2 separate regions of the Homo sapiens genome follow, and region 2 is linked to region 1. The links are chromatin loops, found by intact Hi-C in ENCODE. Cell type or tissue: PC-3. All regions are shown on one strand. Each heading gives the region's core, and the rest is flanking DNA. Links, peaks and the distances in the headings are about the cores only. Region 1 overlaps NRIP1 (nuclear receptor interacting protein 1). Region 2 has its middle 38 kb from the start of ASMER1.

Evidence for each region. Peaks named below come from ENCODE experiments on the same cell type or tissue, not always from the same donor. Only the 100,000 strongest peaks of a DNase experiment are listed, where the experiment ranks them.
Region 2: a loop joins it to region 1, with 2.5 times the contacts of the local background. A loop is called at or near these places in 6 of 110 quality-filtered maps.

The regions. Positions count from the first base shown.
Region 1 is chr21:15,050,009-15,055,392 of GRCh38, reverse strand. The region is part of intron 1 of NRIP1 (nuclear receptor interacting protein 1); the gene reads left to right. Among named protein-coding and RNA genes, the nearest start is that of NRIP1, 12 kb to the left of the region's middle. In PC-3, for the core only: no CTCF peak of the experiment used is centred there; no DNase peak of the experiment used is centred there; H3K4me3 peaks cover 3,069 bases; H3K27ac peaks cover 3,431 bases.
Region 2 is chr21:14,954,251-14,959,634 of GRCh38, reverse strand. No RefSeq gene overlaps it. Among named protein-coding and RNA genes, the nearest start is that of ASMER1, 38 kb to the right of the region's middle. In PC-3, for the core only: no CTCF peak of the experiment used is centred there; DNase peaks (open chromatin) are centred at 2,624 and 3,354; H3K27ac peaks cover 3,020 bases.

The sequences.
Region 1 (5,384 bases), core at 91-5,090:
ATTGTTTTACATGTTACGTACATTTGGAATTTTATTTAAAAAGAAGTAGGGAGACTTGCTATTTATTTGCAGACAAAGAGAGCCAGATACCTTTAGTTGACCAGAACACTCACAGGCCAGCTCTACTTTTTACTGATGAGTAGTATTCCAACACCATTAATGTAGGTGGTTGGGTCTGTTGGTTCAACTGGAAACATATCTCAAAGTTTATGGACCCCATTCCTCTATTCTCTTGAGAAAGGTAACAAATAAGATGAGGGGGCACTGTGTGGACCAGTGGTGATAATGTGCCATGAACCAAGTGCACGTTGGTCTACACCCCTAGAAAAGAGAGCAAGAGAGAAGAAACCTATGTGTAGACCTTTTCATGGACCACACACTGGCCACGTTCCTGATGTTGGTGAAACAAATTGGAAAGGAATATTCTCCCTCATGGGACAGTGGGCAAGGGAGTTTGTAGGCTTACTTCTGTCCCCAAGCCTCTAACAAGATCAGATTTTCTTTCACAGTTTTGTGTACGCCCTGATTGTAAAAGTTAAACTTGTGTTATAGCTGTTTTCCTTGGTAGAACTCCATGAATAGGAGCTTATTCATCAGTGTACTGTTGGTCCTGTAAGTGTCTGGCACACAGAAGGATGTCTATAAGCATTTGTTAAATTGAACTGTACCAGTCCCAACCACTGGCAAAATTTGGCACAGCAGTAGAACCTTTATGTATTTATGCATAGCAGTTGTTAATTATTATGTGTAACTTATGAATAATGGAAGCTCTTCCACGTTTTTTCTTTAGTCTGTTTAAATTAGGACTTTTAAAAGGAACAATATTTTTTCCTTAAAATGTATCTTCTTCTTTCCAGGCATACTAATTATGAGGGAAAAAGTGAAACTGACTGTTATTGACATTATAATTAATTGGTACTTGAAATAATTTGTTTTGTAATATTACATTTCTTCAGTAATACGCAAATTATATTAGAAAACGTTTAGCAAAATCTTTGGGGGCAACATTTTTTTTGTAAGGAAATGAATACAAATATTTCTGGAGCCTACTAGGCAGTTTCCTTAGCATCACTTCCTGTAGTCAAAGGGACCCGCCAGCTGGGCACACTTAACTGCCTTGGATTTGACGGCTTGGTAAGGTGGAAATCTTAACATTTCACATCCAGAGTTCATTTTGGTGTGCAGTAACCTTAAAAGTTAAGAGGGTATCAAGAACAGTTGATGATTCAGAACTTGGTAAGTTATGGGATTAAGTAGTATATGAAGCCCATCTATGTTTTAAAAATTAGGATTTGCTCTTCACTGAAGGTGAATTTCCTGACTCTTTTCTAAGAGTCATATTCAACTACATTAATAACTGCTGGTAAGAGACAGAAAATAAAATTATTTTGAAATGGAGCTCAGAGATTTCTAGACGAGAAATTTATTTTAAAATGCTAATAGAAAATAAATTATATGGATATATATTTATAACACTGATTTTTAACAGATGCTCTTAAAATAACTTTAACCTAGTTTCTTGCTTTGTGAAGACAAAGTTGTTTGTTGTTTCTTTTTTGTTTAACAAAGGTAACTTCATGAGTATTTGACAGTATATTTCTTTTGGCTCATATTTCTGTGTATTCACCTGCTTGTAAATCATAGCAAAAAGGAACAAGCTAATGGACTAATATATGAAGTAAAAGGGCAGAAAAATGAGCACATTTACTATTTATGCACTGTGTTCTACTGTGTGCTTTCCTCCAGTGCTTACTTATCCTGAATTCCTGAACAATTTTTTCCCTCATTGTTCATTAGTGTCAGTCGGTATGTTATAGAAATGTGTGAATTTCTATAAATTAGTTGTGAGTGTGAATTTCCCACTGTTGGATTCCTCAGCAGACACCCAAACTTAATTTTTATTTCATGAACTAAAAGTTGTAGCTAAGGCATGACATCTGATCAAAATTAACACTATTATCCTTTGCAATGAAAAGGGTGAATAAAACTAAAGTTCCTGGTAGTTGCCCCTGATACAAGTGTTTGCTTAGCTTTGACCATACATCTATCTATTTATTTTACATTTTACACATCCATGGGTATTCCTCCCGATAATGCCAAGGAATGCTTTCCTTTGCAGGCATCATTCTAACAACACAAACACATTCACTGTGAATTTTAAACTCTCGTTCTCTTTTTTCCTCCTTTAATAAATTATCTCATTGAGATTATTCATTGTTTTGGCAGTACTCTAAACGATCTTGCTTTTGCAAAATCATTGTATATTCTGTTTAATGGCATGTTACTTTAAAACTGTAAAGTTTAGGGTTGCTAAAGGCAAAAGCTGACAATATTTGTTAATATTGAGAATAGGTAAAAATGGGCCTTTGGGCAGTCAACAAAAGTAAAATTAAAATCTGACTTTAAATCTTTTGAAAATCTAAAATTAATATGGATTTCTTTATACCAATCAGAAATTCAAATTTTGTTTTATGTTACTGATCTTTAAGTTGTTTATGTGTCACAGTGAGAGTGGTAGGAACCTTTTTTTTAATTGTATGAAGTAAATGGAAGGAAAAATAACAGTATACATCACTGTGGTAAAACTATCTTTAATGATAGCATGTTACTTTGGACTACGTTTTGTTTTATTTTACAGTGAATTAGGAAGTGTTTTTCATTGTGTTTTTTGGAATTCTGGTAAATGTGAGCAGCAATTCATATGCATATAGGTGTAAAAAAGACGTATTTGAAAAGATATGCTGCGTGAATTTGTCCAGTGAGGATAAGTAGCAAGTTGTAATTACCTTCTGTAGTTTAAGTCATTGGCTGTATTGAATACTTCAGTGAAGTATCGCGGGGGAAAACTGTGGTTGTACATACTACCTTGTGAGTGTTGCAGGATTTAGTAGTTCTCAATGACCATTGTTACTTTTAAAAAGGAAAAAAAGTAGTGAGGGGATAGGATAGGAAGTTTTGATGTGTGGGAGGGGAAAGGAATCATTACTTCTCAGCTGCTGAAGTCGCAGTTTATTTTGTTTTAGGCCTCTTTGCATAGCATATTCTAGAGGATGGCGAAGGATAATACTTCGGGGTGAAAATGTTAGTATCCTTAACATACTTCCGGGTGGTTTAACTATTAATCAGAAGCACCATGGAGATTAAAGAATTGGAGCTAGGGATTAGATAGGTTTTAGTGAGGCTTTGCCACGGAAAAGCTATGAAATGGGTGAGTCATTCAACATCTCCTTGCTTCAGTATCAGCGTTACTTCGAAAGTGAGGTTTTACTTTCAAATGTATTGAGTATCAGGGTGAATAGAACTTAGGGCTGAGAGGATGTCCCTTATGATTTTTTGAGCTTGGCATTTAATATTTTACAGCAAAGTTTTTAGCTTAACATAATTGAACTTGTACTAGATAGGGTTAATAGGCTAGAACAAAAGGTCAAAGCATAAGGCATTAGGCTTAATTAAGGGAGAGCAGGAGTGGCAGGAGTGTGTGACAGTTAAATGGGTTTCCCACAGACTAATGTCGGTTACAGTGCAACCATGCCTCAACTTAAGTGGGTTATTTTGTGCAAAGGGCAGCAGTGATTAGCAGTTTGACATGCCAGACACTTCTGGCCAATCCCATCTGTTTTAGAGGTTAAAAAAGCACACCTTTATGAGCTGATGGATTGATTTGTGTGCCCGTCTGGTAAAGATTAGAAGTCCAAGGCCAATGCAGTAAATGTCAGTTATAGAGTATTATACTTTCTTGGTTGGCTCATTGTTTTAACCGTCAACTGTTTTATAATGGGGGATAAGTGCTGTTTATGGTGTTGAATGCAAGATAGGTGGGGGAACAGGTGAGGGAGGAAGAAAAATATTTCCTAGATGGACTTGTGAATCAAAATATTCTGTAGCAGGTGTTCACATTTTAAATGGAGTGTTTTTGACCTGTTCCTTACAGTTTCAGTCACATTGTTCTTTTCTGAGTGTTATCTGAGCAACACTGCCAGTCCAGGATTTAATTTTGCATACAGAATTGGTAGGTTTGTTTATTTAGGTACCTCTTTTTAAAGGTGTAATAATTTTTTATTGACCACCTGAACAAGGGAAAATAAAATGAAAATGACACACACACGCGCACACACACACAGAGTTCTGTGTTCTTTTATGTGGTCAGTCAGGTGCATGTGAAAAGGAGACCCAGGAGGGGCTCAGGAAAACAAAGTTTATTATACTCATGAGTTCTCGGAGGCACAGCATGCCATTCAGGGCCACATGAGAAAGCCCCAGTGTTGGTCTAGGGGCCAAAGGGGCAGGAGCTAGAAGAGAGACCGGGCTGCAGCCGTTTCTGGAGTATCTGTGGGAAAGGCAAGGCAGGGCGGGTAACCAAGTTTAGGATTCGCTAGTTTGCATTAGCTGTAGGTAAATGCTACTGCTACTACTACTAATAAGCTATAGGTGTGTAATAATAGTAGCTTTGAATAAGTTATAGGTATACAGGCTCTAAACTGTAAGAGTGATCCCTAGTTTGCCTGGTAGATACCAGGCAGGGGAATATTGCCTCCTGGGTGTATGGGTCAGGTAGAGGAGGTATCGCTGTGGATTGTTTAGTTTGCATGTGAAAGGCACGCTGAGTCCTTTGCCTTCTCTAAGCGTTGGCTGGCCCCTAGAGGGGCAATCTCTTCCCAGCCAGAAAGGAGTCAAAACCATCATAATATACAGAAAATAAGAAACATAAACAATACACACATATGTACTTGCTTTAAGGGTAGGATTTACTGTGGTCACGTGAGTTTGAAGTGTGTTTGAACTTAGACTCTAACCTATTTCTTTCTTCATTGAAAGTTGTTAAGTGCGATGCCATTAGTATAGTTCATTTTCAGTTCTGGATTGTAGCTCATTTAAAGATACACAAATACTACGTTTTGGTTATAGAAATTGGCTCCAACATATTCTGAAATTCAAGGAAAGGGAAGATCCCAATATTATGTGTATGAAATCTTCAGACATTGTCCTCATAATCAGTGAACTTAGTAACATAAAGCATTGATTGATTCTTTTGGGATAGGCAGAGAGAGAATGTTTGAGAAAAACAAAAGTTATCTTAACAGATTATATTCTTCCTGAGGTTTGAGTTTAAGTAGAAATGTAGCCAAGAACATTGGAAACACATTGGAAGGTTCTGATTGGTCTCAATAGCTTATCCTTGTCAAAGAATAGGAACCAAATATTGCCTGTTACCTAGTTACACACATATATTTCATGTCTGACTCTGAATTGTTTCTTATAGAAAGAAAATTAAAATACCAAGATGTGGTCACTGAAAGTTATATGTAGATAACAATAGGAATTAGTATTTTATTATGTATATGTATGCATTTATTTTAAAACTAAGCTAATCCAAAGTGAATTGG
Region 2 (5,384 bases), core at 191-5,190, 96 kb after region 1:
TCTGTTGCCTTTACCAAACTTCATTGGTATGTGTTCCAAACCTTAAGAAAAGCTGCAATCCTTTTGGAATATTCATTTTCCTCACTTCAGCTGAGAAACATTCACCTCTGAGATCACATCTGGAAAAGAAAATGACCTAACGTTTTATAGTTGTCATAGCCCACATTTTTGGAAAGCTATGTGAACGATGCCACACAATAGAGCCGCAGTGCAGGTACAGTGCATTGTCTGAGATTGTATTTTCCCTTAGCTAATTGATAAAATAATTCAAGAATAGAACCATGGGGTAATTTTCTTATCATTGGAAAACTACAATTTTCTCTAAAGGCCTAAGGGTTGCCTCTGGCAAACATTAATAGCTGATCTTTCCACAAGCTAGCTTCAAGTCCTTAAAAGACTTTTAGCACCAGGTTGGATGTGCTAGCTAGCCTCATTACATTTTACATCGTACCTGGCCATTTTGCTTCTCTGCCCATGTCTTCTGAGTTTTCTTATGTTCTTGTTTGATTCACAGTGGTGTCTTTGAGTATATAGAAATGCTTAGGTAAACTGGGAGAGATCCTGTTTCTCTCCCCTTCATAATTTTGTAGTCACTTTCAAAAACCAAAGTTGTAATACAAACCTTCGCCACTTCCGCAACTTCTAAATCATGGCTTTCTCCTTTCAATTACCTTACTTTTGGGGGGGAAATGTCCATTAGAAAAGCACTTAGAGTGCTGATAGCCTAATGTGGATAAAAACGGGCTCAATCCAGTCTGTGGGAGAGACTAAAGTATGGGAATAATACCAGTGGGTTCAATGCTGTAACACACACTGATCAATAAGCTTTAGATCTCTAGCGAAGGCCTTTCTCTCCCTTTTCCCTGATTGCTTTCCTATAACAAATAAATACTTTTTCTCACAAGACCATACCTTTGAGTTTGCTACCTACTTCCATTACATTTCCGACCCCACTTCAACAGAGAAAGTGTTTCTTTAAAGCTGCAGTGGCCTTTCCCTGTGTCCATAAAAATCTGGGCTTTTGTCCATAGAGCTCTTTGCTCTTTTCTGCTTTTCTAAGGACAGTTGACAACAATGTCGGGGCAGGGGGGAAGCTTCCATTCCCCACCCCCAACAACATCCACAAAGAGATTTTTATCTCCTAAGTGGAGTCAAGAATGGGGACTTACACATGGCTAAACTCTGGGGATAGTCTGACCAGAGAGAGGGTAGATGAATTTAGGGCTTAGTGGGCTCAAGCATGATTACCTGCTCCTACCCACACTTTCACCTCCATAATAAAATCTACCTCACTTTACATAGTTCTGTGCTAATAAAGATAATCATGATAATCTTTCCAAAGTAAGCAGCAGGGATGGTCTTTTAGATCCCTTTGGAATTGCTTGCATCCCAGAGAATTTTGTGCCTTTACTACTAAAGTCAGGTCTACCTGCCAAAGAATAGACAGCCCTCTGAAGGGGAGATTTCCTGCTTGTAGTTCACTCTGGAAAGGCCTGTTCTGGGGAGACTGAGATGCTTAAGGGTGAAGTTCTGGCCTACTTTGACTATTATAGATGATATATACCAAGAGTGTAGCAATCAAAAATCACTCAGAAAACAGGCAGGCCTGAGTCAGAAGCAGCAACTCCTTCTACTTGCATTTCTGGCCTGGGCAAGCCATTGACCCATTTTTCTCTTTGGTTTTCACAACCCAGTGTCTCCTAGTTCTCTTCTTAATGCTAATTTCATCTGGTCTCATAACAGATTTATTTTCCCATAACTGCCGATATTCTGCCTTACAGCTGTCTCTTCCTTCATTACATCTTGAGCAGAAACAGCCATCCCTATGTCTTCAAGCACCTCATACTGTATTCCAAGTTCCTTCTAATTGTCTAGTTGTCTTCTGTTTCCTACCACTCATGAATATCCAGCTTGTCAACCTATTAGCTAAATTTCAACATGCCCCAATCTTGAATTCAGTATACAGCCATTCTCCCCAGTTTGTTCTTCTATCCCTTTGTTGGGAATTTGCTTATTTCTAAAAATGTTGGTCCTCAGCAGATTCTTCTTACGCTAGCCACTTTTTGAAGACTTTCCTAATCTGTAGCTTACAACCCATATCTTTTGCCTTAACCCAGAGCGTTATCATGTCTCACCTCAGTTATTGCTCTAGCATCTACTTGGGCCTGCTTCCCCTTCCCAGTTGTGATAATAGCCACTATTGCTAGAGCAATCATTCTAAAATACAAATCTGTTAAATCTGCCTAAAATCCTCTGGTGACTTTTTATTGCTCATGAAATTGCACACTCACTTGTCTTTAGGGGCCTGGGGGAGTAGTAAAGAATGTAAGGCTTCTGGTGGAATACTGTAGGAAGGGGTGGCTCTACCTTAAATGGAGGAGGTAAAGTTATTCTAGTTCAAATATTTTTAAAACAAGAAAAATCCATGTGTTAGCCGAACAAAAGTGATACAACTACTAGTGTCCAGTGTGAGCCCATGGGGTTAATTCTGTGTCCTCCAAGCTCCTTAGACTTCTGGCTCTGCCTGCATTTTCACCTTTTCAACTCGTTCTCCTACCCTCTAACAGCATTCTGTGCATCATCACCAATCATTCCATATTCAAACATTCCCAAATAAGAACTCACTATTTCCTGAGTGCTCCTGCTTTCTTGGCATCAGTGCCTTCAGTCACGTAACATTCTCTGCCTAAAATACCTCCTTCCTTTGCTCATTCTGAACCTAGTAAACTATTCATCTTTAAAACTTTAACACATTTACTTCCTCAAAGAAGCCCTCCCTCCCTAATTCACTATTGTAGGACGGAGTGTGTTTCTCAGCCCTTTGCAATACCAAATGCTTATTGCACTTATTACAATGGTTAACAACATACTTTGTAACTTTGCATTCCTTTTAAAGACAATAAAGTGTATCTTCTTAATCTTACATTCAGTGAGTGCCCAGTATATATCTCTTTTTTTTTTTTTTTCTTTTTGAGAAAGAGACTTGCTCTGTCCCCTAGGCTGGAGTGCAGTGGTGCGATCTTGGCTCACTGCAACTTCCGCCTCCCGGGTTCAAGCCCGTCTCCTGCCTCAGCCCCTCCAGTAGCTGGGATTACAGGCGTGCACCACCATGCCCGTCTCTGACCTCAAGTGATCTGCCCACCTCAGCCTCCCAAAGTGCTAGAATTACAGGCATGAGCCACCTGGTTCATATCTTGATACATAGCAGTTACTCAACAAATGTATGCCAAATGAGAGAATGAATGAAAGGTGATCTCAAACAAAAAAATGAAAGGCTCCCCTCCCTGTCTGGAAGGAAACTAAGTAATGTATAATGTAGGGGCGCAACCACGTCCCTGAGGCAAGTCCCAGCCTCCCTAGTCACCTCTAGCCTAGGGCTCATGATCTATCTGGGCCAGGTCAGACATTCTCCCTTCTGCCTTCTCAAATCTCCTGCAGAAATATGATCTCTACTAGGAAAGTCCTGATAAGAGAAACTGGTTCTTAAAACGAGAATGGGAACTTTGCAGATTTTGCCAATAAAAACCTAATTACCTGCTGAACCATACCTTCCTCCAAACAATAGCAAGAGCATCTCAGAAGCTTTGCTTTTATCAGGGAAGCTGACGATAGTACTGCGGTGAGCCTGGGATCAGAATTCATGGTCTGTCCTGAAAATTAGCCAATGAATATATCATGTTTCATAGGATTGCATTCTTCTGAACTATCCAGAATCAATCATAGCAGAGAATATACTCTCCTGCTGAGTATGGTTCAACTAATTCCTTGCTGATAATACCCTCACCAGCATAGAAGCTGGAATTAGCATTAGGCTATTTCAGATCCCCAAGGAAATCCGGGTCCGTGGCGGTATGGAAATGCAAGAAACCAGTGTCACTTATGAACTTGGCACGTAGCATGAGTGCGCCTTCAGTAGAGGGCTTTGAGGGTGGCAACTTATCTATGAAGACCAAACCACCAGGTTTTTGGTGATTCGGTGGGTGCTTAATAAAAGTGTATTAAATTGATGTGAAAACAAAAGCTTATCTCTTATATCAACTTTGTATCACTATTTCCTGAGTGCTCCTGCTTTCTTGGCATCAGTGACTTCAGTCATGTAACATTCTCTGCCTAAAATACTTCCTTCCTTTGCTCATTGGGAACCTGGTAAACTCCTGTTCATCTTTCAAACCTAACACATTTACTTCCTCAAAGAAGCCCTCCCTCCCTAATTCACTATTGTCGGACAGAGTGTGTTTCTCAGCCCTTTGAAATACCAAATGCTTATTGCACTTATTACAATGGTTAACAACATACTTTGTAACTTTGTATTCCTTCTGAAGGCAAGAAAGTGCATCTTCTTAATCTTACATTCAGTGAGTGCCTAGTACATACATTTTTTGTTTTTGTTTTTGTTTTTGTTTTTTAGACAGAGTCTTGCTTTGTCCCCCAGTCTGGAGTGCAGTGGTGCCATCTCAGCTCCCTGCAACCTCCGCCTCCTGGGTTCAAGCACTTCTCCTACCTCAGCCTCCCGAGTAGCTGGGGAGCTGTGCTGATAGTTATGATTTCCTTTTATTCTGATGCCAGAAATTAATGTAATCAACATTTTATTTTTTAACTATTGCATTTTATTTGCCCTCCTCAAAAACCTCATTTCCTATCCCCACCCCACCCCAAAGAGAGAAAGTAAGGTCTGGGTTGATATCACTCTTGTTATATTCTAGATCATTCCAGATGGCTCTGAACAATGTAAATATAGAGCATATCCAGGATGAGGAGATCTGTTTACAGTGGGGATGGAATAGTCCCTCTTCCCTCACCAAGAAATACTGAGAAAGAGGACTCATTATGATCTCTGTCCAATATGAGGCCATGCTTCAAGACTGTATTTCTCAAATAAAGGGGGCATTTTCAGGTGGGTATCTATGGACTTACAAGGACCATGGAGACAGCTAGATGTATTTAGCAGGAGGACAGAGAAGTTCGAATTACAATGTCCCTAGCTTTGCTAAGGAAAGGGGGATCTTCCCTATGCTGTTCTCTTCCTATAAGCTCCTTTCTAGCTTGAGGAAACCAAGAAGACTTCTAACCTAACTATATAGAGGATAGTCGTACTTTTTTACTCTCATGGAAGACAGGAAGTTTCTTGTGAGTCTGCATATTTAAAATAAAATTTGTTTTTCTCAGCATCTTTCCCCCTTGGGTAAGGTTGTAAACTGGTAGAATTGGGATTTGAAACTGTGGACTACAGAGAGATAAGAGGCCTTATCAACCACGTTCTCCCCCCTCTAAACCAAACCAAATAGCAACCTAAGAAATATACCATCAAACATCATGCCTAGGTACCCAAATTGCCTTAGCAATTAGAAAAAAGAATATGCCCTTTTGTTCTTATGGCCTGCCAC